Regions from separate parts of the Homo sapiens genome. Here region 1 is linked to region 2. A link is an interaction called in ENCODE POLR2A ChIA-PET data of the cell type or tissue named here. Cell type or tissue: GM12878. All regions are shown on one strand. Each heading gives the region's core, and the rest is flanking DNA. Links, peaks and the distances in the headings are about the cores only.

Evidence for each region. ChIA-PET counts read pairs that join two places held together with the same protein. Peaks named below come from ENCODE experiments on the same cell type or tissue, not always from the same donor. Only the 100,000 strongest peaks of a DNase experiment are listed, where the experiment ranks them.
Region 1: POLR2A ChIA-PET joins it to region 2 with 6 read pairs; 3 of 35 experiments call an interaction of 5 or more read pairs at or near these places.

What each region holds. Positions count from the first base shown.
Region 1 is chr2:11,851,453-11,854,372 of GRCh38, reverse strand. All of the region lies in intron 4 of LOC105373430 (a long non-coding RNA gene), which reads right to left. Among named protein-coding and RNA genes, the nearest start is that of MIR4262, 16 kb to the right of the region's middle. In GM12878, for the core only: no CTCF peak of the experiment used is centred there; no DNase peak of the experiment used is centred there.
Region 2 is chr2:11,944,336-11,947,255 of GRCh38, reverse strand. No RefSeq gene overlaps it. Among named protein-coding and RNA genes, the nearest start is that of MIR3681HG, 61 kb to the left of the region's middle. In GM12878, for the core only: no CTCF peak of the experiment used is centred there; a DNase peak (open chromatin) is centred at 1,605; H3K27ac peaks cover 1,105 bases.

The DNA.
Region 1 (2,920 bases), core at 306-2,805, 93 kb after region 2:
CTAAGCCCTCACCCTGCATCATCGGGGTGAATTCACAGGTAGTCTGGGAGCAGTGAGTCTAAGCACTCACCCTGCATCATCGGGGCAAATGCACAGGCATTCTGGGAGCACTGGGTCTAAGCACTCACCCTGTATCATTTGGGGCGAATGCACAGGTAGTCTTTATCTCACCATCCTACCTAGATGCTGAGAGGAAAATGCTTTCCAGGGACAGGGTTGGAGCAGTGGGTCTAAGCCCTCACCCTGCATCATCGGGGTGAATGCACAGGCATTCTGGGAGCACTGGGTCTAAGCACTCACCCTGTATCATTTGGGGCGAATGCACAGGTAGTCTTTATCTCACCATCCTACCTAGATGCTGAGAGGAAAATGCTTTCCAGGGACAGGGTTGGAGCAGTGGGTCTAAGCCCTCACCCTGCATCATCGGGGTGAATGCACAGGCATTCTGGAAGCAGTGGGTCTAAGCCCTCACCCTGCATCATCAAGGCGAATGCACAGGTAGTCTTCCAAAGGCTTCAGCCCTGAACATTCAGGCCATTCAGGGCAGGCGACCAAGAAGGGCTTCTGTCCTGATTGCAGCTACTTGAGATGCCCAGAAACGCAGCGCCAACCCTGTCCCTGGAAAGCATTTTCCTCTCAGCATCTAGGTAAGATGGTGAGATAAAGACCTCCATGTCTGTGAGTGTCCCCCTTGCCACCTCACAAACAGCGCAAGTGTTTTCATCATTGTTTCTTTATGCTCTTTTCACTAAAATCCTCCAATAAACCTTATCACCTATGGGGGTTCCAGGCCATCATATTTGACCCCAATTGCCATTCTGGCCTCATGACCCATGGTCCACTTGTGTGGGCAGCACTCCAGGCCCCCACAACCCAAGGCACCTGCCTGCCACAGTTTTAGGCTTTGGTGTAGACTTGGCCCCCAACCAGGATTGTTCCCGTTATTTTTCCCACCTCTCTAAAACTGACCCCTTCTTCTTCAGAGCTGACTAAAGCTGACATGTATTACTGGCTCTGTGTCATTGCATGGAAACGTTACCGCCGGGGACAGCCAAAAGGCTGCCACAGTCAGAAGCATGAAGAATAGGGTGGGAAGATGGTGTGGGGAAGGGGGAAGAGAACAGGATTTGGAGTCCGGCAGATGAGAGTTCCAAACCTACCTCTGCTGCTTCTCAACAACACAGGCAGGAGCAAGCCACTTCCCTTCACCCAAAAGTAACAGCAGAATCCCTTGTCATAGTTTTATGTGACAATGACATGAAATCGCGTGTGGAAAGTATTCGGCACACAATCAGGGTTCTATCATTGTTCCTTCCTTCTTCCCCTTCCCCCTCCCTGGCCTGCCTAACACTCTGCTGTGAGTTGGCCCTGCCTGGGTCTCTGCAGTTCCCTTCCCTGAAATAGCGGTTCTCCTTCCTCTCCCCCTAAATACAACTTGAAAGCCACATACTGTTCCAGTTGAGAAGATGTTTTTCAGCCTCTCTGCCACTTTCAGTTCTGATCTGCAGCTCACAAACCTCTCAGGAGATTCATTTTGGGATGATATCACTCCAGCCTTCCCTACTTTATGTCCGTCCATCTATCCTTTGTTATTCTGAGGAAATAAGGACTTTCACTATTCCAGCTCTGCCGCCGCTCACCTAACTTGATGTTGGAAACCAGGAGAGATACCTGGGTTCAAGTCCAGCTCCGCCACTCACAGCTTATGCAATCTCAGACACATCCACAAAATGTACCTTCACAGAGCAGTATTCATCTATCCACTAAGCTTGAATTCATTTTTTGTTTGTTTGTTTTTGAAATGGAGTCTCACCCTGTTGCCCAGGCTGGAGTGCAGTGATGTGATCTCAGCTCACTGAAACTTCCACCTCCAGGGTTCAAGCAATTCTCCTGCCTCAGCCTCCCACCATGCCCAGCTAATTTTTTTGTATTTTTAGTATAGACAGGGTTTCATCATGTTGGCCAGGCTGGTTTCAAACTCCTAACATCAAGTGATCCGCCCTCCTCGGCCTCCCAAAGTGCTGGGATTACAGGCGTGAGCCACCGCACCCACTAAACTTGAATTCAATGCGCATGGCTGACATGTGAACATTCTTTAAAATCTACAGACTGCCAATTCATTGTAGTTATTCTGGAAAAAGGAAGGGTGTTTTCTCCACCATTCTTCTCATATCTGTGAACATTAGGGTACTCGGCCAAAAATACAGTTCCTGATCTGTTGTATCATGCCTTCTTATGATTTGTCTCTCTGCCACTAGGCTATGGGTTTCTTGGGGGCAGAGATGGAATTTGATCTCTGGCTTCCCGTGTATGAGCATGTAAGTTTTTGGCACAGAGAAGCTGGAGTCGGTGACTACCTGAAAAAATGACTTCAATGTAACTAAACCACTCACCCACCATCTCTGGGCCCATTTCTTCATCTGCAAGATGACGATCATATTCCCTCATGAGCCAGTGGAGTGAAGGTTCTCTTTGTCAGCCTCTATCACTCTTTCCGGAACCCTCCCACCGCCCGGTTAGATGCCCCAGCTCTTGCCCAAGTCACAGTGGTTTCCATGCTCCTTAAGGCACCTCTATCTCAGGTAGAGTCTGTATGATGAACTGTAGTCTCACGGTGTGGATTTGTAATCATGTCAAAGCCTCACTAATGGTCTCATAGAAATGTCATGTGATTTCCCCAGGGGCTCAACTGTCCAGGAAGAGCCCTGCTCAGAGTAAACTCATCACTTGGAGTTGGGGGCTGAGGGCAATTAAATCCTAAAGATTGCGGATGGTGAAAATCCAGACGCCACAACCCCTGACAAGGTGCAGGCTTCCTCCAGGCCACCCTGAAACTTTCTGCCTGGAGGAATGTGGTGGAGAACAGGCTTTGATGTCATCCATTCACCCAACATCAATGGGGTACAATCCAAGCCTAGCC
Region 2 (2,920 bases), core at 181-2,680:
GTTATCCCACAAAATCATTGAGTAGGTGTCATATGAGTATTGGTTATCATGATTGTCATAATGAGACAATTTGGCGAGATGAGGAAATGAAAAATATTAGGAAAACCAATCATTGCAATGGGGAAATAAAAACAAAACCAAATGTATGAGTTTCTCCCTACCTCATCTGCTGTTCTGGCCTTTTCAACAATTCGAAGGACCTACCTGCTAAAGCCCATCTTGGTTTCCTGATGGAAGTGATGCTGTGAGAGATCCACAGAATGTCATAGATAAGAATACTGCTAACTAATGGGGAAATGCCAGCAGACCATGCACTCTCCCCTAAGCAGTCCCAGAAACACAGAATTTCCTGAACCCAAGCCTTCCTCCATCCACCCAGGAAGGTGAGGGGTTTGGGGACACCATTCCTAATAAAAGCCTTATCTGTGTGCCTGACGCTAGGCTAAGATTTTCACATACATTTCCTTATTTAGTCTGTACAATTGCTCTGCAACATAGATATAATTCTCTAATATAATAGTTAAGAAATGTGAAGCCCTTTAGAAGTTAAGAAAGTTGCCTAAAAGCTCACAGTTAGAGTCAAAGCTGAGATTCAGATCTTGCTTTGAGTCAAAGTTAGTGTACTCCCATTTCCACATCATCTCCCAAGTCAAACCCGAACAAGCCACGACCAAAGGATTCCATGCTCTGCAATAAGCATTTATAATTTCACCTTCAATTCTTCCATTTATAGGGGAAAGCTTGCATGTAATTAATTTAAGGATGATTTCTCCATAAATTATACTTCAATCTAGTTCTATATTTAAATAATTAAGTTTGAAACAGAAAGACTAATGAAACTAATGGTTACCAAATTACTCGATTTTGAAAATCATTGATTTTCTCATTTGCCTGCTAAAATTAATCAATCTCATTTACATATACAGATTGCATTTGCTTTAGCTTTGAGATATTTGTTTTCCAAGTTTTTCCACCAGTTTCAAAATCCACTTTAAAAAAAACTCAGTTCTATTTCAATTATGCTTATTTGCATGGAAACCAAAGCCTTACTGCTCTAATTAATAATATTATGATTGTTCCTTTTATTTGAATACAATGTCCTTGTAACTTAAAGAATAAAGATTCAACCCAGCCAAGCAACTTTAAAAATACATATGGAAATGATCAGTATAATACAATTTCTTTTGGTAATAAGATAAATAAAAGCAAATTCTCCTGTTACAAAACACACAAAAAAATCCACTTTACAAAATACCTTTTTAGCAATTTCTACAAAACAATACTCTAAGATCTTATGACCATGTCATACTAAATGTCTATATATATGATGAGAAGGTATTTCCTGGAATGACTAGTGGGTGGGATAAGCCTAAAAGGATTTCCAAGAAATACAGAAACATAAGGATCCAATAATTTGAAAAAGGATTAAAAATATTCTAAGACTTTCAAAGTGCAAATTACCACGTACAAATTTGGTGGTTATAATAAGCCTTTTCTTTGCAATAAAATGAAAATTTAATAGAAAACGTATAGGAAGTGCAACTATTGAGTTGTGAAACTTTTGTTTCAGTTTTACTTTTCATATGCGGGCATGTAAATATGAGTGTACAGGCTGGGTACGATGGCTCAAACCTGTAATCCCAGCATTTGAGGAGGCCAACGCAGGTGGATCACTTGAGCCCAGTAGTTCAAGACCAGCCTGGGCAACATGATGAAACCCCATCTCTACAAAAAGTACAAAAATGAGCTGGGCATAGTGGCATATACTTGTAGTCCCAGCTACTCAGGAGGCTCAGGTGGGAGGATTGCTTGAGCCTGGGAAGCAGAGGTTGAAGTGAGCTGAGATCATGCCATTGCACTCCAGCCTGGGTGACAGACCAAGACCTTCTCTTAAAAAAAAAAAAAAAGAGGTTATAAGAGTGTGTGTGTGTCCTGAGTCATGAGTCATGGTCATGAAAGAAAATGTATTTGTTACTGTGGACTAAGGTCAAAAGTTTAAAAACCACTAACCCAATTGATCCATTGACCAGATGGAGTTTTGAAGGACTGATATTTTAGAGACTTCTGAAAATAATAATAGACTTTGTCATCAGACAGCTGGGTTCAACTCTCAACAAGTAACTCAATCTACCTAAATCTTGGTGTCACATTTGTAAAATGAAAATAATAGTAACACCTCACAAGTTTGTTTTGACATTAAAAAAAGATAATGTATGTGAGGTGTTTAGCACAGTGCCTGGCATATGATAATCAACAAATCTTGGCTATCATTTTCTAGAACTGCTGGAGAGCTTCTTTGTCTCTGATTAAAACATACCCCCTTCAAGGTGTATTCATTTCCTCTGAGTGACATCTGTCACCTCTTTAATGAGTTTTTTACCTTTTGTCCATGTTCAGTTGCTCCTCCAGACAGCCAAGGACCAGAGGCAGAATTCAGTGACCAACACTAAACATGAGAAAGAGCAGCCTCTCAGCAGTCCATGTGCATACTGATCCCCTGCTTAGCTTCAGACTCCATGTCAGTCGAGGTGAAGAAATAAAAAGGAGGTGAAACTGGCCCAATTGTCCCATAGAATTGATGTATGGTTTCTTTTGAATAAACACAGAAATTGAACCTTCCAGTCTTAAAACTTCAGAAGTTTACTTTTGTTTTATCGGAGTTCCTTTTTCAGGAAATCAACCATCAGTCCTGCCAAATAGTATCAAGGAACTGAAACTCACTAGATCACAGTATCTGGACAATGAGATGCCAGACCCCTCACCTGTCATAACTGCCTAATCAACCACCCACTGCCTGTTGACCAGCTCCTCTTCCTTACCTCTCACACACGGTTACATTTCTTTCTCCACTATATAAACCCCTAATTTTAGTTGTTGGGGAGACACATTTGAGACCGATTTCCCATCTCCTTGGCTGAAA